Regions from separate parts of the Homo sapiens genome. Here regions 1 and 3 are each linked to region 2. A link is a loop called in an ENCODE intact Hi-C map of the cell type or tissue named here. Cell type or tissue: mammary epithelial cell. All regions are shown on one strand. Links, peaks and the distances in the headings refer to the core of each region. The heading gives the core; the rest is flanking DNA.

What was found. Peaks named below come from ENCODE experiments on the same cell type or tissue, not always from the same donor. Only the 100,000 strongest peaks of a DNase experiment are listed, where the experiment ranks them.
Region 1: it touches region 2 in a loop (9-fold over the local background); 28 of 110 quality-filtered maps call a loop at or near these places.
Region 3: it touches region 2 in a loop (8-fold over the local background); 12 of 110 quality-filtered maps call a loop at or near these places.

Annotation. Positions count from the first base shown.
Region 1 is chr2:55,427,087-55,437,646 of GRCh38, forward strand. It overlaps the pseudogene BTF3P5. Among named protein-coding and RNA genes, the nearest start is that of CCDC88A, 13 kb to the left of the region's middle. In mammary epithelial cell, for the core only: a CTCF peak has its summit at 5,124 (motif pointing left); no DNase peak of the experiment used is centred there.
Region 2 is chr2:55,263,917-55,274,476 of GRCh38, forward strand. It overlaps MTIF2 (mitochondrial translational initiation factor 2), which reads right to left and starts at 5,315. Exons shown (of 16, transcript NM_002453.3): 1 at 5,253-5,315; 2 at 4,662-4,823; 3 at 3,653-3,719. RefSeq lists enhancers at 5,258-5,407, 5,353-6,176. In mammary epithelial cell, for the core only: a CTCF peak has its summit at 5,474; a DNase peak (open chromatin) is centred at 5,365; H3K4me3 peaks cover 1,865 bases; H3K27ac peaks cover 1,964 bases.
Region 3 is chr2:55,507,062-55,517,621 of GRCh38, forward strand. No RefSeq gene overlaps it. Among named protein-coding and RNA genes, the nearest start is that of CFAP36, 7.4 kb to the right of the region's middle. In mammary epithelial cell, for the core only: a CTCF peak has its summit at 4,641 (motif pointing left); no DNase peak of the experiment used is centred there.

The DNA of each region.
Region 1 (10,560 bases), core at 1,389-9,388, 160 kb after region 2:
TAGGTTTACCATTTTGCATATTTTGTAAACTATTTTATTTTCTCATAAAAATAATACATTTCATCGTCATATTTGGAAAAAAAATCCACAACACATAAAGAAAAAACATAAAAAAGAATAGACCAGGTGTGATGGCTCACACCTGTAATCCCAGCACTTTGGGAGGCTGAAGCAGGTGGATCACCTGAGGTCAGGAGTTCAAGACCAGCCTGGCCAAAGTGGTGAAACTCCTTCTCCACTAAAAATACAAAAAATTAGCCGGTTGTGGTGGCGGGTCCCTGTAATCCCAGCTACTTGGGAGGCTGAGGCAGGAGAATTGCTTGAACCCAGGAGATGGAGGTTGCAGTCAGCTGAGATCACGGCACTGCACTCCAGCCTGGGCGACAGAGTGCCTATCTCTATAAAATAATTTTAAAATTAGCCAGATGTGGTGGCACATGTCTATAACGCCAGCTACTCAGGGGGCTGAGGTGGAAGGATAGCTTGAGACGGAAGGTCAAGGCTGCAGTGAGCCATGATTGTGCCACTGCACTCCAGCCTGAGTGACCCAATGAGACCCTGTCTCTAAACAAAAACAGAAACAAGGCTGAACATGCCTCTCAGTTTGAATTAATCAATAAATAGAATTCAAATGCATTTTTAGTAATGATATTTATCATATACTAAATGCGTAGTACTGCCAGGTCAACAATTTTTTTTTTTTTTTTTTTTAAGACAGAGTCTCGCTGCGTCGCCCAGGCTGCAGTGCAGTAGCGCGATCTTGGCTCACTGCATCCTCCGCCTCCCAGGCTCAAGTGATTCTCATGCCTCAGCCTCCCGAGTAGCTGGGATTACACGCATGGACCACTGTGCCTGGCTAATTTTTGTATTTTTAGTAGGAGATGGGTTTTGCCATGTTGGCCAGGCTGGTCTCAAATTCCTGGCCTCAAGTGATCTGCCTGCCTCCACCTCCCAAAGTGCTGGGATTACAGGTGTGAGCCACCACACCCAACCCAGGTTAACAATTTTTACAAAATCAGAGTTCAAATTCCTATAATCATGTATACAATTTGGCTAATAAATCTTACAAAAAATTAAAATATGTTCTCCATGTTTATCACAAAACTGACGGTCATGAGTTCTAAGTTTGTCAGTGCATTCCCAATTTCTTCACTAATCAATATTTATTGAACCACCATATGTATAAGATAAGCATACTGAGCACAAAAGACTGTGTCTAAATGAGGCCAAAAGAAATAAAACTACAAACTATATATCATTCAATCAATTAGTTCAGAGGTCGGCAAACTTTTTCTGTAAAAGGCCAGATAGTAAATATTTTAGGCTCTGTGAGCCATAAGGTCTCTCTCACAATGACTCAACTCTGCCATTGTAGCAAGAAGCAGCCATACACTATAGGCAAAGAAATAGGCGCGGCTCTATCCTTGTTGAATGCATAGGATGCAAATAAAACAAAACAAAAAACAGGAATGACTTTCTTCCCTGTGAATTAACTGACTACAAATAATTAAATAAACTATCCAACTATATTGTATATAGTTACCTTCTGGAATTGCAGAAATGGTCTACAAGCTCCTTGGAAGCTGAATTTCATTACTCTGTTGATTCAGATATAGTTCGAATTGCTTTCATTCTTTCAGCATGTTACCATTGATAACTTTTCTTCTGTATATAAAATTTTTGTTTGTTTGTTTCTAGTCTTCTTGAGTTCTAGCAGGAAGCAGAGGGCACACTTAAAGTGTTTAACTTTAGGCTGCTTCAGACAAAAAAAAAGCATTTAAGTGAAAAGAAAGTAATGAAGGAATGATTTAGAGAGGCATGAGAAGGTAAGTGAATGAACATGGGGGCAGGGAACCACCCAAGGATGAACGATAGCAAGGAGCACTTCTCACCCCTAGGCCTGAAGGGGCAAGAGGAGGAAACTGTGCTGCCAGAACCCTGAAAGACCTGGAGCCTTGGAAGAGGAGTCTTTAAATAGGAACTGTGTCCATACAGTGTGGAGCCACTGCCATAATCATGATGCAGAAGAAAGGCAAATAAATATCCCAATCTCTCCATCCTCCTCACTTATATTTCAGGCCAGTGCTTCCCTTCTGGCTGAACCCCCTGGAAGTAAAGAATAAGAAGCCCCATATGATGGTGTCCATAGAGGTCAACCTTCAGGGCACAGAAGACAGTGGGACCAGAAGCCCCAGTAGAAGACTGTGTAGCACAGAGCTGCATGTGAAAGGTGTGGAGAACACCTAGAACCATTTCTGTAGATTTTCTGAAAGTCATATAAGAAGGCAATTATTTTCAATTTAACAGAAGCTTAAGCTTTTGGTAAAATGTCATGAAGAGACAGAGGCAGCTGATAAGAATGTTAAACTGCCATAAAATTTATGGCGTATAGGTCAACATCTATGATCGATTGCTGCAAGGTATTAATTTTTTTTTTTTACAGTGTCTTGCTCTATCACCCAGGTTGGAGTGTAGTGGCATGATCACAGCTCACTGCAGCCTTGATCTCCCAGGCTTAAGCCACCCTCCTACCTCAGCCTCCTGAGTAGCTGGTACTATAGGTGTGTGTCACCATTCCTGGCTAATTTTTTTTTTTTTTAAGAGATGGGGTTTCACTACATTACTCAGGCTGGTCTTCAACACATAGGGTCTAGGGTCAAGTGATCCTCCTGCCCTTGCCTCCCAAAGTGCTGGGATTACAGGTGTGAGCCACTGTGCCTGGCCAACAATTTTATTTTAACCGACAAATATATAGTATCAGTGTCCTGCAGTGTCTTGCAGATAGTATGTGCTCTGTATTAGTGGAATATATAAATTTGTTGAATTAATTAATTTTCAATCATTATGAAATTAACATAGTAGGCCGGGCAGAGTGACTCACACCTATAATCCTAGCACGTTGGGAGGGGAAGGCGGGAGGATCGCTTGAGCCCGAGAACTTGAGACCAGCTTGGGAAACTTGGTGAAACCCCTGCTCTACAAAAAGTACAAAAATTAGCCAGGCATGATGGCATGCACCTGTAGTCCCAGCAACTGGGGACACTGGGGTGGGATGATCACCTGAGTCCAGGAGGTCGAGGCTGCAGTGAGCTGTGATCACACCACTGCACTCCAGCCTGAGCCACAGAGTGAGACCCTGTCTCAAAAAAACAACAACAACAAAAAACAAAACAAAACAAAACAAAAAAAACAAAGGGCCAAAAAGTCTCCTAACAAATCCTTTTTTCTAATCATCAGCTAGATTGCTTATCTTTTGCAATACATTCATCATGTGAGGATTTCGACTCTGAATTAGGAAGAAACTATCTGTGTCATGTATCACAAACTCCTACACACTTTTTATGGAAATTTACTAGTAGACAGACCTCCAAGCTCTGGACTGGATTTATTTCGATCCCAAAAGGCAGCCTACTCTTAGTTTTAGATCTTAACCTCCTCCTTCTGTTTAGTTTAAGACATGGCAGTAGTATATCAATTTTATTATGGTAGCTACAAACAGTTTTGATTTAGTTACAATTTTGAATTACTCAGCTGTCTCAGTCTTTTTTATTTTCACCTTTATTTACTATAACCCTATCTAACTCATGACCGAATTTTTTTTTTTAACAAGGGTCATAAGGACAATGGCCATATTTTTCCTGCAGTGCAATGTGAAAGCATTTTTCTCTTACTCAATTAGCAAGAGCATATCAAATTACATAGAATTGGCAAAACTCAACATGATTTTGTGAAGAGCAAATCCTGCTGAACTAATTTCTTTTTTTTTTTTTAAACCAACTGCAAAACCTGGCAGATGGTATAGCAATGATCACCTCTGCAAAACATCAGCTGTGTCTACTTACTGGTATATACATCATGTGTTTTTAAATGTATTGCAGTGTACAAGTCTGAGGTAGAATCATGAAAGGAATACCTTCTTCTTCCGTCACTGTGTGAACGCTAATCTCAGCAAACAGACATAAATGAGACTGGAATTGGTTATTGAGTATGCCAAGTACACACAGACTGTAGATCATCCCTTGTCTCCAGAGAAGCAGGAAAGTAGAATTCCACCTGGCTTAGAAATAGGTGACCTCGTGCAACCAGGATTTCTCTAAATTGTAAGTAACATAATATCCCTGTACTTCTGCACCAAAGAACCTCCATCTTAACTATACTACAAAAAAAATCTGGCTGCTAAGAGGCAATAGGGAAATTAAAATTCTCCAAAAACATCTATATATTTCAAAAATAATCTTTTGGTAACATCTGATGCTTCCTGATCTTGTGAGAAGCACCATCTACAAGCCTTAGCTGCAATGTCTGTCTAAAATTTTACACAAGGTGTTTTGTCCAATATGAGAACTCTCTATTTAGTTCCTTTTCTTTGTTCATTCAACAAACACACATTATGAGTATTTACTGCATACTAGGCATTGGAGACATGAAGATGAATAAGACATTTCCTTTTGACACATGAACCCTCAGAGACCTTGTAGTCTGCTAAGGAATACAAACTAATTATTCTAAAACAATTCAATCTGTAGTATATGCTATTTGTGGGAGAAACAAGGTTCAATAATGGAAAGTCAAGAAAGTCTCCACAGAAAGATGACTTTTGAGCCAGGCCTTGAGTGATAAGTAAGTGTTTAATGGGGAGTGGAAGTACAGGGAATTTCAGGTGGAAGAACCACCAAAGCAAAGCATCATCAAGGTATAGAAGAGTATATTGTGTCTGAGGAGCCATGAGTAGCTTGACGTGGCTAAAGAAGTTTCCAAATGTGGACAATGGTGAGAAATGAAAGTTAAAGTCATATTAAGAAGAAACCCAAATATCACACTAAAGAACTTGGCCTTTTATCCTATTGGTCGTAGAGTACAACTGAGCTTTAAAAAAAAAAATCAAGGGAATGATATCAGATTTCTCCTTTAGAAGAAATTTCTAGCAGCACTATAGTAGGGGGATTGGAAAGAGGTGAGACTGTAGGCAGAGAAACCAGACAGGAGCTCCTCCTACTAATGTTTTATAGTTTCAACTTCTACTGCTTTTGTTTGTCACAAGTTTAATACTGTCTTTTTTGAACTTTGCTGAGACAGGAGGTTTGAACACTGCCATCAAGTCAGCAACTTGTTCATGTTGCCCTCTATTGGTAGAAAGGAAAAGAAATTACTATCAAGGGCATTATTTCACATTTCATTTGTTGATGGTATTTCGATTTTCCTGAAATAATGTTTGTTATGTTTTGTAACATAAAAAACATATGCTGGCATTATATTACAATTACAGGAATACCTCTGAAATTACACTTCGAGTAGTAAGGGGATAGTGTAGACAGCAACAACCACAGGAGTTCAAAGAGAGAAATGAATATGGTCTAGCCTGGAGACCTCTCTCTAAATTTCACTTACCTCTAATAATATGAATAATCATGTCTTGATTTATCTGCTTAGAATACACATGCAGATATATTTTAAGCAAACAAATTAAGACATCATGATTTTAAGTATAGCCACACCTTGGAGTAGTTTGGTTCTAGACCACTGCAATAAAGCGAATATTGCAATAAAGCAGGAGATACAAATTTTTTGGTTTCCCAGTGCATAAGAAGTTATGTTTATACTATACTGTAGTCTATTAAGTGTGCAGTAGCATTATGTATAAAAAAATATATATACCTGCATTAAAAAATACTCTATTGCTAAAAAATGCTAATGATCATCTGAGCCTTCAATGACCCAAAATTATTTTGCTGGTGGAGGGTCTTATCTTAATGTTGCTGGCTCCTAATCAATCAGAATGGTAGTTATTGAAGGTTAGGGTGGCTGTGGCAATTTCTTCAAATAAGACAGTAATGAAGTGTGCTACATTGATTGGCTCTTCCTTTCACAAAAGAGTTCTTTGTAGCATGAGCTGCTGCTTGATAGCATTGTACCCACAGTAGAACTTCTTTAAAAATTGAGGTCGATCCTCTCAAACCCTGCCATTGCTTTATTCACTAATTTTATGGAATATCCTAAGTTCTTGTCGTCATTTCAACAATGTTCATGGTATCTTCACTTGAGAGTATATTCCATCTCAAGAAACCACTTTCTTTGCTCATCTATCAGAAGTAACTACTCATTCGTTCAAGTTTTATCATGAGATTGCAGCAGTTCAACTACTTCTTCAGGTTCCACTTCTAGTTCTCTTACCATTTCCACCACAGTTACCTCCTCCCCTGAAGTCTTGAACCCCTCAAAGTCAACCATAAGGGTTGGAATAAACTTCTTCCAAACTTCTGTTAATATTAATATTTTGACCTCCTATGAATCGTGGATATTCGAAAAGACATCTAGAATGGTGAACTCTTTCCAGAAGGTATTCAAGGTATTTTTTCCAGAACCATCACAGAAATCACTATCATTGGCAGCTATAGCATATTTCTTAATGTCATATCATGAAATGTATATTTGGGCTTTTTCCCCATTTCCTGGCACACAACTCCTAAAATCCTTGGAATCTCCAAAGTGCTGTCTCTTTGTACGGCTAATATTGAGTAATAGCTTCAGGTTGGGAGTGGTCACTGGAAAGACCAAAGCATGATTAGAGGATAGGGACTTTCAACCCCATCCCCCAACCTCCGGTGAGGGGATAAGGGGACAAAGGTTAATTGAACACCAATGGCCAATGGTTTAATTAATCATGCCTATGTAACGAAACCTCTCTGAAACCCAAAAGAGCAGGATTTGGAGTGCTTCCAGATAGCTGAATATGTGGAGGTTCCTACAGTATGGTGCACTCAGAGAAGACATGGAACCTCCGTGCTCCTTCACCTATACCTCACTGTATACTTCTCTTCATGTGTATCCTTTATAATGTCCTTTATAATAAACCAGTAAATGTATTAATAAATGTTTCCCTGAGTTCGGTGAGCCACTCCAGCAAATCAATTGAACCCAAAGAAGTGGTTGTGGGGACTCCAACTTGAAGACAGTCAGAAGTTCACCAGGCCCAGACTTGTGACTTGTGTCTGAAGCTTGGGGATTAGCCTTGAGGACTGAGCCCTCAACCTGTGGGATCTGATCTGTCTCCAGGTAGTATCAGATTGGTGTTCACTGCTTGTTGGTGGGCAAAAATCCCCACACATTTAGCCACAGAAGCCTTCTGTGTTGATTGTTGTGGTGTGAGAGCAGAGGGAAACAACACTTTGAGACTTTTTCTCCAAACAAATAACAAGATGAAAGTTGAATTATTCCTTGATCTGTGGGCCGCAGAATGGATGTTGTGTTAGCAGGCAGGAAAACATTAATCTCCTTGTATACCTCCAGCAGGGCTCTTAGATGACCAGGTACATTGTCAGTGAGCAATGTTATTTTTATTTATTTACTTATTTATTTTAGATGGAATCTTGCTCTGTTGCCCAAGCTGGAGTGCAATGGTGCAATCTCAGCTCACTGCAACCTCTGCCTCCCTGGTTCAAGCGATTCTCCTGCCTCAGCCTCTCGAGTAGCTGGGATTACAGGCACACGCCACTACGCCATGCTAATTTTTGTATTTTTAGTAGAGATGGGGTTTCACCATGTTGGTCAGGTTGGTCTCGAACTCCTGGCCTCATGATCCACCCGCCTCAGCCTCCCAAAGTGCTGGGATTACAGGCGTGAGCCACTGCACTGGGCCCTAGCAATGTTATTTTGAAAGGAATCTTTTTTTTCCTGAGCAGCAGGTCTCAACAGTGGGCTTATAATATTCGGTAAACCATGCTGTAAACAGATGTGCTGTCAGGTGGACTTTGGTGCTCCTTTAATAGAGCACAGGCAGAGTAGATTTAGTATAATTCTTTCTTTTTTTTAACTAGGCAAAGAACTTTATTAACCTTTGTTTCAAACTTGATTCCCAAGTTTCTTTGGTTTAATTAGCTGCAAAGAATGAACTGTGTATAAGCAAAAACTGAAAAGAGCTGCAGTGTCCAAGGGGCTTGGGCTTAAAAATATTAGAGATCTAGATTTTATCAGATCCATAAACAAAAATTTCTTAAAAAGCAGTCATAATATAAAATAGCAGCTCCCAGTAACTTTAAGTTTTATCTTCAGAAGTTGACTCAATTCAGTTTGCCCCATTCTTGGAAGCCTCTTCAAATTTCTCCACAAGATCTGGAACTTCATCATCATCATCCTCGCCAGTAGCAAGTGGTGCTTTTCCATCCACAGATTGTTGGGCAGAGCTTCATCCAGTCTCCTTAAATTAGTCAGACTGCCTGTACCAAGCTGGTTTAAGATGCTGGGTAGCATTTCTGCCAGCTGCTTTATCTGAGCATGGCCTGTAACGGTGAAAGTGTTCGCTGCCAGAGATGCCTGAACTTTAGGGTTGTTAAAGTGGTTACTGTTCCTTGGTTTGTAAACATATTCACCTCTTCAATACCAGAGATATTGTTTACCCCTAACTTCTTTAAGGAGAATTGAAGTTTTTTATCATCTGCTGCGGCTGCTCTATGAACCACCTTCTTTCTGCAAGCAGTTCTTTCCCACCAATGCGCACTTGTGCCTGCAGTTTGCGAGTTTTTCCTGGTTCATGATTGCTTCTTTCATCTTGTCGGAGTGGATAAGGGGCCACCCGGGGGACTAGGGTTGGTGCTCAGGGGGTCTTGGGTGGACCAGCTGAGATTGGGTGTACACACCAATTTAGCGTAATTCTTAAGGGCCTTATAATTTTTGGAATGCTAAATGAGCATCGGCTTCAAGTTAAAGTCACCATCTGCATTAGCCCCCACCAAGAAAGTCAGTCTGTTCTTTGAAGCTAGGCATTGACTTCTCTCTAGCTTTGAAAGTCCTAGATGGCATCTTCCTCTGATAGAGGGCTATTTTGTATACATTAAAAATCTGTTATTTAGTGTAGCCACCTTGATCAATAATCTTAGCTAGGTCTTCTGGATAATTTGCTGCAGCTTCTGTATTAACACTTGCTGTTCACCTTGCACTTTCATGTTATGGAGACAGCTTCTTCATGAAATTTCATGAACCAACCTCCACTACCTTCCAACTTTTCTTTTGCAGCATGCTTACCTGTCTCAGCTTCACAGAACTGAAGAGAGTTAGGGCCTTGCTAACTTTCTTGCCTTAAGTTAAGGGAATGTTGTGGCTGGTTTGATCTATCCAGACCGCTAAAACTTTCTCCATATTGGCAACAGCCTTTCTCACTTTCTCACATTCTCACTTTCTTATTTGCGTGTTAATTTCTTTCAAGAACATTTCTTAGACTTAGTGCAGTGGCTCATGCCTGTAATCCCAGCACTTTAAGAGGCCAAGGTGGGCACATTGCTTGAGCCCATGAGCTTTTGACCACCCTGAGCAACATGCGGAGACCCAGTCTCTATAAAAAATTTAAAAATTAGCCAGGCATGGTGGCTTACGTCTGTGGTCCTAACTACTTGGGGTAGGCCAAAGTAGGAAGATGGCTTGAGCTCCGGAGGTCAAGGCTACAGTGAGCCATCATCATGCTACTGCATTCCAGCCTAGGTGACGGAGAATACCCTGTCTCAAAAAAAAAAAAAAAAAAAAAAAAAAGAACTTTTCCTTTTCATTCACAACTTGACTGTTTGGCATAAGAGGCTAGCTTTTGGCCTATCTTGGCTTTTAACATGCCTTGAGAAGATGACAACTAACATTAATCTTAGTTGTAAAATTAATCATTCCTGGCTTTTGATTTAAAGTGAGAGACATCCAACTCTTTCTTTCATTTGAATACTCAGAGGCTGTTGTAGGGTTATTAAGTAGATTAATTTTAATATTGTTGTCTCACATGAAGGCCAGAGGAGAGAGACAGAGACGGGATAATAGCTAGTTGGTGGGACAGTCAGAACACACACAACCTTTATTGAGTAAGTTTACCATGTTATATGGATGTGGTTTATGGTGCCCCAAAACAATTAAAATAGTAACATCAGAAATCAGTGATCAAAGCCAGCCATTGTGACATATGCCTATAGTCCCACCTACTCATGAGGCTGAGGCAGAAGGATCACTTGAGGCCAAGAGTTTGAAGCCTTGGCCTCCCAAAGTGCTGCAATTACAGACACAAGTCACCATACCAAGCCTGAAGAGTCTATTACGTATTAAATAACTTAAATGTATTATTATAAACCTTCCCACAAATAAAACCTCAGTCCCACATGGTTTCACTGGTACGTTCTTCCAAACATTTAAGGAAGAAATAACACTAAGCTTACATATATTTTGGAGAAAGAATAATAGTACCCCAAAGATGTACACCTCCTAATCCCTGAAAACTGAATATGTTACTTTTCAAGGGGAAAAAGGCTTTGCAGATGTGACTACATTAAAGATCTTGGGATGGAAAGAGTATCCTGGATTATCCAGGTGGGCTCAGTGCAATCACAGGGGCCCTTATAAAAGGAAATAATGTGTCAGAGAGTGAGAGAAATTTGAAGATGTTATACTGTCAACTTGGAAGATAGAAGATCTTCAAAGGGATCATGAATCTTGAAATATAGATAGCTTCTAGAAGTAGAAGCTGGAAAAGGCAAGGAAACAGATTTTCCCTCAGAACCTCCAGAAGGAATACAGCCTGCTAACCTATTTTAGACT
Region 2 (10,560 bases), core at 765-8,764:
ATTAATTGGATATTTACTATATGCATAGCACTGGACTACACTTAGCTCACTAGACTTACAACAATGAGTAAAACTGGGTTCCTGCCCTGAAAAATCTCAGTCTCATCAAGAGATGGGATTCCATAACAAGTACTCTCTAAATACTAGCTATTATTATTACTGTTAATGTTACCACTATGATAGAATTGAAATACAATAACAACTTGTAAAAGGCTCTTTTTTCACTCTTGAAATATCAACTAACCAAATCACAACTAGAGTAATGTTTCTAAAGTGCGAATTCCAAATGATAACATTTCTGTTAAACACCCTGAAACTTCTTTTTTGAAACCGGGTCTCACTCTATCATCCAGGCTGGAGGCTGGAATGCAGTGGTATGGTCACAGCTCATTGCAGCCTCGACCTCCCAGGCTAAGGTGATGCTCTCACCTCAGCCTCCCTAATAGCTGGGACTAGAGGTGCGCACCACTATGCCCAGATAATTTTTTGTTTGTTTTTTTGGTAGAGATGGTGTTTCACCACATTGTCTAGGTTAGTCTCAAACTCCCGGGATCTAGTGATCCACCTTGGCCTCCCACAGTGTTGAAATTACAGGCATGAGCCACCATGCCCAGCCTTACTTTATTTCTTACACTCTTAGAGTCTCTACACTCCTACCTCTCAAGCTTTTGTTATTGTAACCCACCTGTCATCTCTAATGGTTTCTCATCTCAGCTCTGAAACTTTGCACACACTTCCTCTAGTTGGAATCGTCTTTGAACTCTTAACACTTTTCCATCTTCCCATCTCACCCCCTAAAAAAAGATGCTTTATAGTAGGAAGAAGACACCCAATATTTATTGAATAATGCCTTTTGAGTATTATTCTTAGAATAAAAGAAGAGTTTTTTTGAGAAAAAACTGTAACAGAACTCATTAGTAATATAGTTCTTTTCCTCCCCGTGGCCTCTATTGCCTCTGCTCTCAAGACTGCATTTCTATGGCTTTGCTTTTCAGTTTTTAAGGACAGGAACGACAAAAACAACGTAAAAAGAACATGTTTTCCAGCTGGGTGTGGTGGCTCATGCCTGTAATCCCAGCACTTTGGGAGGCCGAGGTGGGCGGATCACCTCAGGTCAGGAGTTCGAGACTAGCCTGGCCAACGTCGTGAAACCCTGTCTCTACTAAAAATACAAAAATCAGCCGGACATGGTGGCGGGCGCCTGCAATCCCAGCTACCCAGAAGGCTGAGGCAGGAGAATCACTTGAACCCGGGAGGTCGAGGTTGCAGTGAGCCGAGATCATGCCATTGCACTCTAGCCTGGACGACAAGAACAAAACTCTGTCTTGAAAAAAAAAAAAAAAATGAAGAAGAACATGTTTTCTTCTTAGGAAACATTTCCTAAGTACCATATGCCAGGCTTTCTGCTTGATATTGTTGATTCAAAGTTTAATAAGCCAGGTTCCATTCCACAAACAGTTCATTGTCGTTAAAGCAAGCTTGCCAATACAATGAATCTCAGGCACACGAGACACTACCTATGATGACTGATTATAACCTAGGGTCGTGTTTTCATTGCAATAATATGCAAAATTATTTCTATAAATTGTAAAGTCATTTTAAGGTTTTTTTTGTTTGTCTGTTTGCTTTTCAATGGAGAGTACATTTCCAAGTAGTGGGTATAGCCTTTTAGACTCTTCAGTATAGATTTTCTTTTACTCACTACTCAAAAATAACTTTAGTTAACATTTTAATATATATATTTTCAACTCTTTTCTTTGTGCTTTTATCTATTTTACTCACAAAAATAAGGTCATATTAATTTTGTTTTACAACTTTTTACACTAAAGAATACATTGTGAATATTATTTTATATCATTAAACATTACTAATCAGCCCTTTGTATCCATGTGTTCCACATTTGTGGATTCAAACAATTGTGGATCGAAAATTTTTTTAATTTTTTAAAAAGATGGTTCTGTCTCTACTGAATATGTACACCTTTTTCCTTGTCATTATTCCCTAAAGTATACTGTTTACATAGTATTTGCTTTGTATTAGGTATCATAAGTAATCTAGAGATGACATGAAGTATACAATGGTATGTGCTTAGGTTACATGTAAATATACGCCATTTTATATAAGGAACTTGGACATCTGTAAATTTTGGCATGCGGCAGCGGGGGTCCTGGAACCAATGCCCCATAGATACTGAGAGACACATATATTCTTCAGCATTACAAAAAAAAAAGAATGGAAATTATGAACTATTTCAATGCGTTTACCTTAACCATATAAAGCTATCTTGAACAAAATTATAAACTTTTACAAAGCCTTAAAATTTTTGGCCAGGCGCAGTGGCTCATGCCTGTAATCTCAGCACTGTGGGAGGCCAAGGCAGGCAGATCATTTGAGGTCAGGAGTTCGACGCCAGCCTGACCGACATGGTGAAACCCCGTCTCTATTAAAAATACAAAAAAATTACCTGGGCGTGGTGGCACATGCCTGTAGTCCCAGCTACTTGGGAGGCTGAGGCAGGAGAATTTCTTGAACCCGGGAGACAGAGGTTGCAGTGAGCCAAGATCACGCCACTGCACTCCAGCCGGGGAGACAGAGCGAGACTCTGTCTCAAAAAAAAAAAAAATTTTTTTTTAATGATTTATCTCATAATATGGCATTTCTACAATATGCTTATATTTTATATTTATATACAACATATATATTATATAAATATATTTATATTTTCTACTAGATAGTCTTTAAAATTGTTCACAAATGATAATAGTTATTTGATGTGACCAAAGAAATTAAGGCTCTGGACGGGTGATCTTTGCTAGATAACTAGGCATTAAATGCTACATTTCATTCTTTTTTTTTTTTTTTTTTTTTTCAGATGGAGTCTCGCTCTGTTGCCCAGGGTGGAGTTCAGTGGTGTGATCTCAGCCCACTGCAACCTCTGCCTCCTGGGTTCAAGCAATTTTCTCCAGCCTTAGCCTCCCAAGTAGCTTGAACTACAGGTGTGTGCCACCGTGTCAGGCTAATTTTTGTATTTTTAGTAGACACCGGGTTTTACCATGTTGGCCAGGCTAGTCTCAAACTCCTGACCTCAGGTGATCCACCTGTCTCAGCCTCCCAAAGTGCTGGGATTACAGGCGTGAGCCACCACGCCTAGCCTAAATGTTACATTTCAACCAATCTTCCCAAAGTGTATTTTATGGTTCTGACATAGTAAATGTATGGTTCTGACATGGTAAATAGAATATACTGAATTTTTTTTTTTGAGATGGAGTTTTGCTCATCGCTCAGGCTGGAGTGCAATGGCGTGATCTTGGCTCACTACAACCTCCACCTGCTGGGTTCAGGGGATTCTCCTGCCTCAGCCTCCCAAGTCGCTGGGATTACAGGTGCCTGCCAGCACACCCGGCTAATTATTTTGTATTTTTAGTAGAGACGGGGTTTCACCGTGTTGGCCAGGCTGGTCTTGAACTCCTGACCTCAGGTGATCTATCCGCCTTGGCCTCCCAAAGTGCTGGGATTACAGGCGTGAGCCACCGCGCCTGGCCTATACTGAATATTTTTTAAAAGAAAGAAAAGAAATGATAACAGAAACAAGTACAGTATAGCAAAGAAAGTATCTTATTAGGCAACAAAGGAACCTTAGGTGGACACTCACTCTGACAGTCAGTGTTATCTGGACTCAGCAAGTCACTTGTTTCCTATGGGCCTCATTTTCCGGATCTCTGTTAAAAATAAATAAATAAATAAGTGTTTGAATATCTGTCCTTCCTATTACAAGACTAAGAGGAGAAAATGAGATGATGTATATACTTTATCATCAGCTATTTTAAAACCATATCACATGTCTTGATACTCGCTTATAAGCTTTGAGGATTCATTGCTTATAAGTTAAAAATATTCACAAGTCATTAACTTGTTTACCTTCGGACAATTATGAGGTTGTGTATGTGTGTGTAATCGAGCAAGCATTTTACCTTAAAAGGCTTATTCGAGTAAAGATCAAGGAAAAATCTAACTTAATGCCAACGAAATAAACACATTAAGATTTAGAAATTCAGGCTGGGCGTGATGGCTCATGCCTGTAATCCTAGCACTTTGGGAGGTCGAGGCGGGCGGATCACCTGAGGTCAGGAGTTCGAGACCAGCCTGGCCAACATGGTGAAACCCCCTCTCTACTAAAAGTACAAAAATTAGCCGGGTACGGTGGCGGGCGCCTGTAATCCCAGCGACTTGGGAGGCTGAGGCAGGAGAATCGCTTGAACCCAGGAGGCAGAGACTGCAGTGAGCCGAGATCAGGCCACTGCACTCCAGCCTGGGCGACAGTGAGACTCTGTCTAAAGAAAAAAAAAAGAAGATTTGGAAATTCATTCAATAGTATTTACACACATTAAATACTTCTAAGAATGGCACATGGAAAATATCTTATTTACGTTTGTGCCCCTGGACCAAGAAGTAGAGTGCTCAGGTAACACAGGATTCCTTGAGAAAATAATTTTTAAATCAGTATGAAACCAGATTTGAGAAGAGCACAGATTAATGGAGTGGGAGGAAGGACCCTACGAGATATTAACCAAAGCACAGATATGTAATTGAGGCAGGAACTGGAAAGACACATTGGAGGCAATAACCCAAATGTCAAAACTGGAAGGAAACTTGTCACTTACTCCAAGCTCCTCATTTTACAGAAAAGGAAACGGAAATCCAGAAGGGTCAAAAAAGCTTCTCCAATGTCATACCGCTAGTTAATGGCAGTCAAGACTAGAACCCAGACGTTCTGACTCCCAGTACGGTGTTGTTTCGCCGCTAGGATATCCTTGTCAAGGAATCTGAAAAAAGTATGTTGCAAATACGTAGTTGCGTTAGGGAAAACGTCTGAATGTGAGCTGGAAGCTTTGGAACTTACCAGAAAGGTAAAAATAAATCACTGCAGAAAAATTACGGATCTGGGGTGGCTCGCCTCAAATTGGAGCCCAGAAGGCCTTGGGCCCATGGGAGGCTGGGAAGTGAGGACCTGCACCCACAGCCGCGCGCGAGGAGGGGAAGCCGGCCAGCCGCTTCCGAGAGAACAGTGCACATGCCTTCGTGAATGCCTAACGTGGGCTCACGCAGGGATTAAATGCATCTTGGAAAGGCTTCCGAACGCACAATGTTTATGAAGTTCGCGTGATTTGTGCCACTGACACGTTAGGCGAAACAACACACACCACCTGCACCGGACAACCCTGGTTAAGGGATCCTACCCACTTAACTCCTACCTACAGCCCCGGGCCCCTGGATTCTGAGCACGGGCGGAGATCACCTTCTGGACCCGGAAGAATGGTCGGTAGGTCAGTCCGTCCCCGCTACGGTCCCCGCCGGGCTTCCGGTCCCGCTGGAAAAGGTTCTTTCCGGAATTCAGAGAGTTGCTGTCGCCGCTGGGGGTGGGACTGTCTGCGGTGTCCGCGGCGGGCGTCCAGCCTGGGAGGCGCTGGTTCAACCTGTGGCTCCTCCCAGGGTCAGCCGCGCGTGGTGAATCGTTTCTGCAGGTCCCTTCCATTTCTTACTTTCCTTTCCTTTCTTTCTCTCTTTCCTTTTTTTCTTTCTGTCCCTCTCCTTTCTTTCCTTCCTTCCTTTCTTCATTTCTTCCTTCCTTTCCTCTTCCTTCCTTTCCGTTTTTCTTTCTCTTTTTTTTTTTTTTAAGAAAACTGCCTTTATTCAATTAGAAGTTGGAAAAATTAACTGGTACAGAAAAAAAGTGTAATCAGCTGGAGAAAAAGTGCCACCCATGAGAACTGATGGCTCCTCTGGGAGGGAATCTGGATACAGTGAGGATTTCTAGGAAGCAAATTACTTCTTCTCTGGGGCTATGAGAGGCCTCGGTGGTGCTTAACACTGTAGGAAACGTTAAATGGAGAATTGTGGGAGAAATGATACCTCCTTCAAAGATACGTGTTCCTAACAAGAAGGAAAAAACAAATGCAAGCGAACAGTGGCGGTAGAACCAGTTAGTATTGTGCGAACAGTACTTTCTGTTTTCTCCTAAGTCAGCTCGTGTGTATGGCATTAGGAGTAATAGAGCCAGAGTGCCTGGTTTCCTATCCCAGCTCATTCCTAGTGTGTGGTTGGGAATGTTTTGTCAACTGTCCATGTCCCAGTTTGTTCATCTACATTATAGTAATGACAGTAGCTAGTTCACAGGATTGTAATAAGGTTTTTGTTGTGTTTTTGTTTCTATTTGTTTTTGAGATGGAGTTTCGCTCTTGTTGCCCAGGCCGGAGTGCAATGGCACGATCTCAGCTCACCGCAACCTCTGCCTCCCGGGTTCAAGCGATTCTCCTGCCTCAGCCTCCCGAGTAGCTGGGATTACAGGCATGTGCCACCACTCCTGGCTAATTTTGTGTTTCTTGTAGAGACAGGGTTTTTCCATGTTGGTCAGGCTGGTCTCGAATTCCCTATTTCAGATGATCCGCCCACATCGGCCTCCCAAAGTGCTGGGATGACAGGCGTTAGCCACCTCTCCCAGACTGTTTTTTGTTTTTTTTGAGACAGTGTCACTCTGTCGCCCAAGCTGGAGCACAATGGCGCGATCTCGGCTCATTGCAACCAAACTCCGCTTCCTGGGTTCAAGTGATTCTCCCGCCTCAGCCTCCCGCGTAGCTGAGATTACAGGGGCACATCACCATGCCTCACTAATTCACCATGTTGGCCAAGCTGGTCTCGAACTCCTGACCTCAGGTGACTGCCCACCTAAGCCTCCCAAAGTGCTGGGATTACAGGCATGAGCCACCACGCCCGGCTGCAATAAGCTTTTAATGGGTTGATAAACTGTTGATAAGTAGTGCCTGGTTCATAGTATGTGTTTGCTGTTATGGTTATTACTGCCTGCCCCCAGAGCTTTCCCTCATCTTGCTTGGACATTATGACTTTCAGCTGGTCGTTTTGACCACAACCATCACCACCTCTCAAATATAAATATTGTTTTATTATCTCTGTCTTTTGGTAAAAGGAATTTGAGAAGAAAACAAAATCAATCAATTAATCTTTGTCTTTAAGATCTACCACTCCCCTGGGTAATTGGTATGGTACAGAAGTTCATTACTCAAAAGCATACTTGCCATTGAGGGAAGAGAGAGACCCTCTCATATTGTTTTATATTGTTTTATACTCAGTACCTGTTTTAAGAGAGAAAAAAGAAGTGAAATCAAAGACAGGCAGTCCGGCGCCAGGCCCAAAACCAGGCCTGGCTCTGCCTGGCCTAAACCCAGTAGTTAAAAATCAACTCAGGCTGGGCGCAGTGGCTCACGCCTGTAATCCCAGCGCTTTGGGAGGCCGAGGCGGGTGGATCACGAAGTCAGGAGATCGAGACCACCCTGGCTAACACGGTGAAACCCCGTCTCTACTAAATATATATTAAAAAAAATTAGCCGGGTGTGGTGGCGGGTGCCTGTAGTCCCAGCTACTTGGGACGTTGAGGCAGGAGAATGGCGTGAACCTGGGAGGCGGAGCTTGCAGTGAGCCGAGATGGCGCCACTGCACTCCAGCCTGGGTGACAGAGCGAGACTCCGTCTCAAAATAAATAAATAAATAAATAAATAAATAAATAAATAAATAAAATAAAAATCAACTCATAACCTAGAAACCGATGTTATTCATAGATTCCAGACATTGTATAGAACATTGTGAAACTCCCTGCCCTGTTCTGTTTGTCTCTGACCACCGGTGCATGCAGCCCCTGTCACGTACCCCTTGCTTGCTCAAATCAATCACGACACTTTCATGTGAAATCTTTAGTGTTGTGAACCCTTAAAAGGGACAGAAATTGTGCACTCAGGGAGCTCGGATTTTAAGGCAGTGGCTTGCCAATGCTCCCAGCTGAATAAAGCCCTTCCTTCTACAACTCGGTGTCTGAGAGGTTTTGTCTGCGGCTCATCCTGCTACACCATCATCTTACCTCCTAACTCATGCCCCCATCCCAACCTACCAACCTCTTTTTTTTCCCCACTTTCCCAATGCCTACTACAAAGGTGTGTAATCGGTGTTACTGAATGATTTAATGCAAACTCCTCTCCTGGACATTTTTTTTTTTTTGAGATGGAGTCTCACTCTGTCACCCAGGCTGGAGTGCAATGGCACGATCTCAGCCCACTGCAACCTCCGCCTCGCAGGTTCAAGCGATTCTCCTGCCTCAGCTTCCAGAGTAGCTGGGATTACAGGTGTCTGCCTCCATGCCCGGCTAATTTTTTTTGTATTTTTAGTACAATTGGCCTGGCCGGTTTTGAACTCCTGACCTGAAGTGATCTGCCCGCCTCAGCCTCCCAAAGTGCTATGATTCCAGGTGTGAGCCAGTGCGCTAGGCCTGGAAATTTTTTTTAACTGAACCTAACAGGCACAACAGTTGAAAACTATTGAAGTTTACTCCAACTGCTATCATTTTACCTACTACTCGCAGATATCTACTGAAGTTTAATTTCTGTGAGAAGTAATTCTTTGCTGTCTTACTTGGCTTGCAAGGCAGTTGAGAAACAAGCAGAAATCAGTTGGTAAACCATCAAAGTAGTTGCCAGATCTTTTTTCCACAATATTAAGGTGAAAATAACCATATATGCATCTATGTTCCTCTAATTTTCTAATCATTAAGATTTTCTAATCATGCTAATGTAGAAAATTCAAGCAATATACCAAAATATAGAAAGTAGCAAAAAAAAAAAGAAAAAAGAAGAGAATGAAAACAGTTAAAGGAACAGAGAAGCCAACCTGAAAGAGCTCCCAATGGCCAAAGCTGGAAATATTTGAGCAGCAAAATAACATAGTACCGGATTATAACCAAAAGTATCAACTAAGTATACATATGTTCATACTGATATAAATAAATAATTGAATAAATACATAGAGAAGGAACAAATCTTCCTTACAGAAGAATTCCAAATTTTATATATATATATATATATATATATATATATATATATATATATATATATATATAAAACCTTCACTAGGAAGTGAAGATTAATTCCTCTCCACCTTAGTGTGGGCGGGACTTACTAACTTGCTTCCAAAGAATACAATATGGAGGCCGGGCACGGTGGCTCACGCCTGTTAATCCCAGCACTTTGGTAGACCAAGGCAGATGGATCACGGGGTCAGGAGTTCCAGACCAGCCTGACCAACATGGCGAAACCCCGTCTCTACTAAAAATTAGCCGGGCATGGTGGCACGCGCCTGTAAGCCCAGCTACTCAGGAGGCTGAGGCAGGAGAATCGTTTGAACCTGGGAGGCGGAAGTTGTGGTGAGCCAAGTGCCGCTGCACTGCAGCCTGGGCAACAAAGCAAGACTCCGTCTCAGAAAAAAAAAACAAAAGAACACAGTATGGAAAAGGGAAAATAGTAACTTTACAGTGGAGAAACGTGGCAGACAATGCATGAACCAAGTGATCAAAGTGAACATCACCTGCAATGTCGTTTTAATATCATAGACACCCCCTGAAATGATGTGATGAGGACACTTTACCCCTGTAATATCCTTTTCAAAAACCCACAACCCTACTTTAATCATGGGGAAAACATCAGAGAAACCCAATTAAAGAGCCTTCTACGAAATACCTGACCAGTACTCTTCAAAACTGTCAAGGTTAGGAAAAGCAAGAAAGGACTCAGAAACTGTTACAGATCAGAAGAGACTAAGGAGACATAACAACTCAGTGCAATATGGTATCCTGGATAGAATCCTTTAACAGAAAAGCACATTAGTGGGAAAACTGGTGAAATCTGAATAATGTCTGTAGTTTAGTTAACAGTAATACCCCAATGTTAATTTTTTAATTTTCACAAGTGTATCATGATTAATGTAAGATGTTAACAAAATTGGGTAAAGGGCACTTGGGAACGCTCCACTATCTCAGCAACTTTTCTGTAATCTAAAATTATTCCAAAATTAAAAGGTTGATTGCTGGGTGCGGTGGCTCACGCCTGTAATCCCAACACTTTGGAAGGCCGAGGTGGGTGGATCACCTGAGGTCAGGAGTTCAAGACCAACCTAACCAACATGGAGAAACCCCATCTCTACTAAAAATACAGAATTAGCCGGGCATTGTGGTGCACGCCTGTAATCCCAGCTACTCGGGAGGCTGAGGCAGGAGAATTGCTTGAACCTGGGAGGTGGATGTTTCGGTGAGCTGAGATCGTGCCACTGCACTCCAGCCTGGGCAACAAGAGTGAAACTCCGTCTCAAACAAACAAACAAAAAAAGTTGACTTAAAAAAGAAAGAAAGGGCCAGGCACAGTAGCTCACACCTGTAATACCAGCACTTTGGAAGGCTGAGGCCAAAGGATCACTTGAGGCCAGGAGTTTGAGACCTGGACAACATGGCAAGACCCTTCTCTACAAAAAATAAAAAAATTAACTGGGCATGGTGGTGTACACCTGCAGTCCTATGCTACTCTGGAGGCCAAGGTGGGAGGATCACTTGAACTCAGGATTTCGGGCTTACAATGAGCTATGATCATGCCACTGCACTCCAGCCTGAGTGACAGAGTGAGACCCTGACTCTAAAAGGAAGGAAGGAATGCAGGGAGGGAGGAAGGAAGG
Region 3 (10,560 bases), core at 1,595-9,594, 240 kb after region 2:
TGTTTACTGAAGTGCATAGTTTCAGTGAGTTTTTAAAAAAGTGTAATTATGGTAATGGATTAGGACAATGGATTCATCTTTGAAAAGTAGTTCAATGATATGGGTGTAATTTCAGTACTAAAGTGTTGATTCAATTCTTACAGTTCTCATTAAAATTTTTTTTGTAAACCTTTTTTTTTTTTCTTTTTTGAGACAAGTTCTCACTCTATCGCCCAGGCTGGAGTGCAGTGGCTCAATCTTGGCTCACTGCACCCTCCACCACCTGGGTTCAAGTGATTCTCCTGCCTCAGCCTCCCAAGTAGCTGGGAGTATAGGTGCATGCCACCACGCTCAGCTAATTTTTGTATTTTTTTGTAGAGGCAGGGTTTCCCCGTGTTGCCCAGGAGGGTCCCAAACTCTTGGGCTCAAGTGATCTGCCCACCTCGGCTTCCCAAAGTGCTGGGATTACAGGCTTGATCCACTGCACCCGACCGCCAAAGGCATTTTTTAAAATCACAAGACAGCCAGGACTAAATGATTAACTAATATGTCCCTGGATGCTCAACAAAACAAGAATACAATTTAAAGATTAGACACAAGAACCCATAAATAGTTGTAAACCATTCCTTAGATTCTAGAGTGAAGGAGATAACTAGTCATAAGAATGAGATCTTCAGGGAACCTGTGGAGATGGATATAACTGGCACTCTCCCAAAGTGCTGGGATGCCCGGCCTGGTAAACTCTTTTGTTTTCTCTCTCTTTTTTTTTGAGACTGAGTCTCGCTCTATCGCCATGCTGGAGTCCAGTGGCATGATCTCGGCTCACTGCAACCTCCGCCTCCTGGGTTCAAGCGATTCTCCTGCTTACCCAAGACCATTTTTTGATATAATTATCCATAATTTATACATGGCAAAATGTTCATGTCCATTATTTAAACCAAATCACCTATTAAAAAAATAGCAAAAATTCAGTAGGATTAGATGCAAAAAGTACAGACAGAGCTAAAAGAATGTTAACAAAGGGAAACAACAGCAACAAAATGCCAAAGGTGGAAAAAACAGATCCTTCTCAGAATGGCAAAATAAGGACGCTCAGATAGGAAGTAAGTGTCAAACCAAATTGTTAAGATGCCAGTATAAATAATTTTGGAGACATGAGCAGAGACTGATACTGATTCTCAACTGTCAAAATATTAGAAATGAAAATTATGTATGCATAGTAAGGACATGTTTAGTGGTGAAACATTCTAAGTTTTTAATGTACTCATACTGAGTAAATTTCATACTTTGAAGCTGCACTGTCCAATATGGTAGCTACTAGCCACGTGTGACTACTTAAATTCAAATTAATTAAAATTAAATAGGCCTGGACAGTGCCTCACACCTATAATCCCAGCAATCTGAGAGGCCGAGGTGGGCGGATTACCTGAGGTCAGGAGTTCGAGACTAGCCTGGACAACATGGTGAAACCCTGTCTCTATTAAAAATACAAAAATTAGCCGGCCGTGGTGGCGCACGCCTGTAATCCCAGCTACTCAGGAGGCTGAGGTAGGAGAATCGCTTGAACCCAGAAGGCAGAGGTTGCAGTGAGCTGAGACTGTGCCATTGCACCCCAGCCTGGAAAACAGAGCAAGACCCCATTTCAAAATAAATAAATAAATTAAATTAAATTAAAAGAAAATTCAGTTTCTCAGTTGTACAAGCCATATTTCAAGCTCTCAAGAGCCACACTGGACACAGAGCACACTGGACATGCAGAAATAGAACATTTTCATTAGGGTAGAAAGTTCTGTTGATGCTGTCATGGAGTATGACCAGTTGTGAGTGAAAGGGTCATAATTAAGCTTTATCAATATTACTTACCTGGAAGTTTATCACAACTACTTTTTAATTATCCATGCTATGAGTTACTTCTATTTTTTTTCTTTTTCTTTATTTACACACCCTTGCTGGCTTGAAAAGTTACTTTTAGAGGCAAGATATACAACTAGATAAAACAAGGGTCAAATTCTTTACTGCCTTTTTCTTCCAAGGAAGACTTCCTTGGAATTTTATTATCTATAAGCTAGTAAGAAATGTAATGGCTTATTGTGGCTATTATCTTCCAGCACCTAAGAAATGCAATAGCTTCTTGTGAAAAGTAAATATGCAGCAACTTTTGACTTGGTATAACATTTCAGATGCTGAATAACTAGGCATCATTTTATTCTTTCTGTGACTGAGCAGAACAGCTGAGGAAAATAAAGGATTTTGTCTGCTTTATATAATAGTATAACCCATAGCACACCCAGACAGAAATAATCTTTTATGATGAGTTTGGTAGGCACTTCTTTAACATGTAGGGGTAGAAAAAAAATAACCTCTATTAACAGTTAAGGGTTTTGAATTATAAAATGTCTCTACTGTGATACAAACATTTATTTATTTTCCACTTTTAAATTTTAAAAACAGCATTCTTTTCAGAAATGCCTTAGGAATATATAAATAATACTGACATGGATAAAAATCATTATATATTTTTCTGGAACAAAAGAGAAAATAATTGTATATTATCTAGTTCTCTTATGAGCTAAACATAGCTCTGACACTATAATTCAATAAAGATGTGATACACCAAAAAATTTTAGTAAGACAAATCCTACTATAAATATTAGATATAAAATAGTTAAAATGCCAGCAAACAGTTCAAAAATACATTAAAACCTTAACCTGGGCTGGGCAAGGTGGCTTATGTCTGTAATCCCAGCACTTTGGGAGGCCAAAGTGGGAGAATTGCTTGAGCACAGGACTTCAAGACCACCCTGGGTAACACAGTGAGACCCCCATCTCTATAAAAACTTTTTTTTTCTTTGTTTCGAGACAAAGAGTCTTGCTCTGTTGCCCAGGCTGGGTGAAAAAAAAATTAAAATAAGCATAATGAAGAGTATTTCTTACAATTTTTTTTTTTGAGATGAAGTTTTGCTCTTGTCACCCAGGCTGGAATGCAGTGGCATGATCTTGGCTCACTGTATCCCTCGCCTCCCAGGTTCAAATGATCCTCCTGCCTCAGCCTCCTGAGTAGCTGGGATTACAGGCTTGCACCACCACACCTAGCTAATTTTTTTATTTTTAGTAGATATGGGATTTCACCATGTTGGCCAGGCTTGTCTTGAACTCCTGACCTCAGGTGATCCGCCTGCTCAGCTTCCCAAAGTGCTGGGATTACAGGCGTGAGCCACCATGCCCAGCCTTTCTTAAAAATTTTAAAAAGTCAGTTATACCTGGTAAAGATGTATTCTTTTGTCTTTTTTTTTTTTTTTTGAGACAGAGTCTCCCTTTGACACCCAGGCTGGAGTGCCCTGGTGCAATCACAGATCACTGCAGCCTCCACCTCCTGGGCTCAAGGGATCCACCTACCTCAGCCTCCCCAGTAACTGGGGCCACAGATGCACACCACACATGGCTAATTTTATTTGTATGTTCTGTAGGGACAGGATCTCAAAATGTTTCCCAGGCTGGTATGAAACTCCTGGGCTGAAGCAATCCTCCCACCTTGGCCTCCCAAAGTGCTGGGATTATAGGGTGTGAGCCACTGTGCCTGGCCTAAAGATTCATTCTTTATCATCATTATTAAACATTTCACATTGTTTATCATCTTTAGTGACTGTAATAAAATACGAAACAGAAAAAAGAGAAACAGTGGAAGGGCAAAAACAAAAAATATATATTTTTTAGAATATATGATTGCATAGCAAGAAAATTAAAAAGAATCACCTCATAACTACTATAATTAATAAAAGAACACAGATATTGGCCAGGCACGGTGGCTCATGCCTGTAATCCTAGCACTTTGGGAGGCTGAGGCGGGCGGATCACGAGGTCAGGAGATCGAGATCACCCTGGCTAACACGGTGAAAACCATCTTGGCTAACATGGTGAAACCCCGTCTCTACTAAAAAATACAAAAAATTAGCCGGGCGTGGTGGCGGGTGCCTGTAGTCCCAGATACTCGGGAGGCTGAGACAGGAGAATGGCATGAACCTGCGAGGCGGAGTTTGCAGTGAGCCGAGATCATGCCACTGCACTCCAGCCTGTGAGACAGAGCGAGATTCTGTCTAAAAAAAAAAAAAAAAAAAAGATATTAAATGTTAATGCTGCTAAAATCAGTATATTTCTGTAAAATCATCAAAACCCAATTAGAATGTATGTAAAATAAACTCACCCAAGCAAAATGAGTGATATGCATGATCTTTATAAGGAAAACTACAATGCTGATTGAGAGATACAAATGAAGACTTAAATGGGGAAAACACCATATTCTTCAACAGGAAAAATAAATATCATAAGGACCTTTTTTTTTCAAACTGTCTTACAGATTTGATGCAATTGTAATTAAAACATAATTTTTGGATGCCATAAAAGAATGATTAGAAATTCATGAGAAAACATATTTTATCTGATAATAAAATACATTACTCTCAGATAATTAAATATATTACTATCAGATAATTAAATGCATTACTACGGTTTAAAACAATGCCTCTGATTAATCTCCCCTCCTCTCCAATATTAATGGGAGAGCAAGCTCCCTAAGACCTCTGGGTCACACTGAAGCAGGATCTTGGTTGATGTTGATTTCCTTTCCTTTTTTCCCTTTTTTCCCGTGGTCTGCCCTCTGGTGATCTAAATCAGCACCTACGTTTTCACTGCAGCAAGACAGTTCACAACTTGTTATGGAAAGCCAAGGAATTAGGAGTGAGTGCCTGGGTCAAAAGGGCATTAAATGACATCTTCCAATCCTACTTCCTATATAAAATAATATGACGTCTTGGTTTGGCAAAAAACGCTGACAATTTTTAAAGCATGATGTTTCTTTTCTGTATGCTTGCAAATTTCCATAATGAAAAGTTAAAAATAGAAACAACAAAAAATTATTGCTCCCACAAATATGTGACCAATATATAAAAGAATCCTCAGTCACATTAACAATTAAACAAAGGCAAATTAAAACAAGTAAAAATTTTTTTTCATTCCAGACCAAAAAGAACATTGAAACGCTAATACCTTTTAGCGCTAAAGAGGATATGGGAAAATAAGCAGCCAATCTTTTGGGGAGGGTATTACTGCTATCTTTTGGAGGGCAATTAAGTAATACCAATGGAAAATTTTATTGTTCCAAAAACATTTCATATCCTTACACCCAGAATTCCACTTTTATCTTATGAAAACACCCAGGGAAGAATGCAAAAATATATGTACATGAATGTTTATTGTACCATTGTTTATGAGAGCGAAACATTGGGAATGAGTATGAATAAGTACTTATTAAATAAGTTAAGATACATCATACAATGGAACACATGCATCTTTTATTTATTTATTTATTTATTTATTATTTTTTAGAGACAAGATCTCACTCTGTCACCCAGGCCGGAGTGTACTGGCGCAGTCAGGGCTCACTGCAGCCTTGACCTCCCAGGCTCAAGCAAACATCCCACCTTAGCCTCCCGAGTAGCTGGGACTACAAGCAGGAGCCAACAAGCCCAACAAATTATTGTTTTTTTTGTAGAGATGGTGGTTCCACCATGTTGCCAGGCTGGTCTTGAACTCCTGGGCTTGAGAGATCTGCCTGCCTTGGCCTCCCAAAATGCTGGGATTACAGGCATGAGCTACGGCATCTGGCCCATGCATCCTTTTAAAAGAAAATCTCTTTTTATCAACACAGAAAGATATCCTTGGAAAATTAAGTAATGAAACAACTCGTATAAATGAGAATGGCCACATTTTGGTTAAAGAAGATAATAATATACGTTAATATGTTCATTTAAAAAAATGTGGAGGCCAATAACCAAACAATTACAATGGTTTTCTTTAGATAGTAAGAAAAATGGGAGACTTTCACTTTCTTCATTGTGTAGTTCTGTAATGTTTGATTTTTTCAAGGCACATATATTATTGTTAAGCTCAATGTCCTGGGTTCCAAATATGAATCTTGAAGTTATCATCATCATTTTCCCCAGAATATTCTAAAAGGGACTAGAGTAAATAGGACACTCATTGATTTCCTTACTTGTCTGACAAGGATAAAGCCCAAGCTAGTGGCCTCCACAGTGGGTGCACAAGATGATCCATTGATGCTCAGAGAAAAAGTATGCGAACATCAACATACATATTTTAATCTCATCCTTTGTTAATTTCCATTGTCAACTTTTGTTTTTAAATCATACATTATATAATTATTTATATTCATAAATGTATATTACATGTATATCATTTGTACATAAATATATACTCATATATTACGGGGAGTGTTCAAACATTTTTTTATTGATGGAGTATCTGATCAAAAGAGTTTAGAGTCCATTAATTTAGGTCAAAGCTGCCTTTAAGAGAACTTGAATTAGAGCTAAGGTAGACATAAACATTTTCCATAAGTTAGTTGTCCTCCCCAAAGTCACTAATACAGTACTTAAAAGGAAAAAAATCAGGAAAATAGGTGAGAAAACACAATGGAAGACACATGAAAGAGTCAACTCAGTAAGTAATAAAAGGTAGAAGAGAAGAAAGTAAAACGGACAGAATGATTATTTACCTATACACAAATCAAATAATAAAACAATGGGGAAAACCTTAATGAATAAAGAAAGGGAAGTCAAAATGCAGGAATAGTCCCACAAAACATTTAGAGATGAAGAAACCACATTCTATCCTGAAAAAAAAGCAAATTGTCAAACAGTTGGAATTTAGAATGTAACACATCTGTAGTTCTATGTTTTCAGCCTAATGCTTCAAGCATAGTATGCACTCAATGAGTAAAGAAAGAAAGGATTTTAGGTTATAGCATTTTACACCAAATTAATGTGTTTAGCTGCAATTTGAAAGCTTAATGTGTTTTTGTTATTTCTCTATTTTAAATTGAGCTGCTGAATATTTTATAGATTATGAGAAACAGAAAACAAAAAAATTGAAAAAACAATGGCAATTTTGTGATGTTACATTTGCAAATGCAATGAAAAAGGTAACAACTCATTGGGAGAATTTCAAAATATGACAGGTAATTATTTATTTGCCAACCCATGGAAACCTCCTCTATTCCTTTGCCGTTATATGAGCCAAATAATCAAATAAGAATATTTGCAATGAACTTATAATTTAGAACTTCTAAAATTTCTAGAGCCAGAATAAAGGCAATTAACAGGATTAAAGCAGTGACCTTTTTCCTGCTCTTGAAAGCTGAATTCATTAGTGACGTTCTATACGGTCTATAAATTATTTTTTAAAATAACACTTCCATTGTGTGGGTATTTTTAAGCCTATTGCTAATAGTTACTTTAAGCCCTCTGATCTAGAATGTAAGCATGTTTTGTTAGTGTTAAAACAAAATGAAATCCTGTTTTGCAGTAGTTACAACTTTACCATCTCTCCCAGGGGCAGCAAAGATAAATAGATTATTTTTAGGCAAATGTAAGGCACTATATTCTTAGATTATCATTCAGATATTCATCAAATATTCAATGAGGGTTTCTCAGTGCCAAACATTGTGTTGGAGTTGGAGATCCACTCGTGAAATTAATGAGTCAGCCTCCTCCAGAATTCACAATAGTCTTTCCTTGATTAATTTTGCAATATCCAAACTATCTGAGATATATCTGTGCATGTGTATGGATGTGTAGACTCATGAATATAAAACACTACTATAAAAAAGATAACTACTTAACATTTAACCATGATTATTGTAGGAGGTGCAATACTTAACTCTTAAAAAAAGTAAGTAGAAGTATCTTTAAAAGCCGCATAATGTGTGATTCAACAATTCTACTTTTAGGAATTCATCTTCACAAAATGATAAAGGTTAGTGGCAAATATTTAATTACAAGGGTGCTCATAGTAGAATTATTATTATTGTTGTTATTATTATTATTTTAAGACAGGGTCTCACTCTGTTGCCCAGGCTGGAGTACAGTGGTGTAATCAGAGCTCACTGCAGCCTCCAACTCCTGAATTCAAGCAATCTTCCCATCTCAGCCTCCTGAGTAGCTGAGACTACAGGTGCTTGCCACCATTCCTGGATAATTTTTTTTTTTCTTTTGCAGAGGCAGGGTCTCGCTATGTTTCCCAGGCATATTTTTTTAAAAAGTGCAAGAAACATCTTAGATCAATGCAGGATTGCTTACATAAATTATGATCACACAATGGGAAACTAGGTAATATTAAAAAGGATTATGTAGAAGTGTTTTCAATGATGTGGAAAAAATTCCATGATATATCAGAAAGTGAAAATTAGAAGTTTCCTTGTTGCTTAGGTGTCTAGTACAGAAAACAAGTCCTGACTGTGCTCTGAGCCTGGGCAAGACACTTGACCTCACAGACTCAGTTCTTCCATCTGTTAATGTGTGGAATTTGTGTTACCCTCAAATTCATATGCTGAAGTGATAGTCCACAGTGCCTCAGAATGCGATATTTGGAGATAAGGTTTTTAAAGAGGTAATTAAGTTAAAATGAGGTTATTAGGGGGCCTTAATCCAATATGACTGATATGCTTATAAGAAACGGAGATTAGTACATAGGCTGTATAGGGGTAAGACCAGGTATAGACACAGGGAGAAGACAGCCATCTGCAAGCCAAGACGAGAAGCCTCAAAGGAAACCAACCCTGCCAATAACTTGATCAGAGACATAGACTTCAGAACTTTCAGAAAATAAATGTCTGCCGCTCAAGCCACCCAGTCTGTGGTAATTTGTTATAGCAGTCCTAGCAAACTAATACACCATTTAAAAGAGGGAGAAAATCTTAATATCATCTTTATTTAGCTCACAAGTTTGCTGTAAGTCAAATAGATGTAATCTCTTTGTAAACTGTAAAGTACTATATAAATGTGAATAATTGTTATTCACAAGGTCCTTGAAAATGCAGTCATGTTGTTACGATTTGAATTTTATATTCCTTTAGTAGGGCAGACACTCAGTATCAGTACAGGGGATGGGGAGAAGCAAGAGATTTCCTAGGGCTGCAGCAAAAAACACAAATGATTTGTCATTGAAAGAAGAGGCAAAATAAAATGAATAGTTCCTTGCATTCATGCTGCAAATTTTTAAGCAAACCGATACCTAAACTACATACAATAACAATATCTAATATGTATTAAGCATTTACTAAGTACCTAGCATAATCCCAAGTACTTTTAATATGTGTTCTCAGCCAGGCGCGGTGGCTCACGCCTGTAATCCTAGCCTTTATCAACCCCATGGTAAAAGTGCTTGGTGTGTGTATGTGTGTCATGTACTGTGTATATATATTTATTTATGTGTGTGCATCTATTTTAGTTTTGTTACATGTATCTTTTTTTTTTTTTTTTGGAGACAGGGTCTCACTCTGTTGCCCAGGGTGGAGTACAGAGGTGCAATATCGGCTCACTGCAACCTCTGTCTCCAGGTTCAAGCGATTTTCCTGCCTCAGCCTCCCAATTAGCTGAGTACAGGCGCCCATCACCACGCCAAGCTAATTTTTAGTAGAGACGAGGTTTTGCCATGTTGGGCAGGCTAGTCTCAAACTCCTGACCTCAAGTGATCCACTCACCTTGGCCTCTCAAAGTGCTGGGATTACAGGCATGAGCCACCGCACCCGGCCTGTTATACATATCTTTAACATTAAAATTTGTTCCTATGTGGTAAGAACAGTAAAAGGAGTAATAAAATTGCCAAAATAAGTTGTGATTTTCCAAGAGATGACTGTGCTTTGCATTACTGTGAAACACTGAAAACACTGCTAAATGACCTATGCGTAACACACACCCATGCTATCTTCTTACTCTTGCCCCAGTACATCCATATGCATTGCTCTAACAGTGTGCAAGCTGTTCTTCTGAGTTTATTTTATGATAAGCGTATTGAATACATTATCTCAAATCTGTGTAAGCATCCTGCTTATAAGAATCTCAAGCAATGAATAAAAAGAAAAGCCTTATGTTTTAAGGAGAAAATGAAATAATAAAATATTTTGAAACAAATGAGAGAACTTGCAGGCCTGAAGGAATCCACATTGCCCATTTAGATTTAGAGATTTAGAAACAAGGCTAAGAAAATAAAAGAAAGGAAAACTCTTACATCATAGTTATCTGCTTCCAGTGGAATTGAGAAGCATTTGGAAGAGACTGAAGACAAAGAAAGACTCTAATGCTGAACAATGAGTGTGGATGAGGCCGGGCGTGGTGGCTCATGCCTGTAATCCCAGCGCTTTGGGAGGCCGAGGTAGGCAGATCACTTGAGGTCAGGAGTTTGAGACCAGCCTAGCCCGGCCAACATAGTGAAACCCTGCCCGTACTAAAAATACAAAAATTAGCCAGGCTTGGTGGCGGGTGCCTGTAATCCCAGCTCCTTGGAAGGCTGAGGCAGGAGAATCGCTTGAACCCGGGAGGTGGAGGTTGCAGTGAGCGAAGATGTCACCACTGCACTCCAGCGTGGGTGACAGAGCGAGACTCTGTCTCGAGAAAAAAAAAGGGCTGTGGGGGGGGCTATCATTTTAACCTAGTAGATTGGCAAAGACTATTTTTTAAAAATATTTAAAATAGGGAGCCCGAGGCGGGCAGATCACGAGCTCAGGAG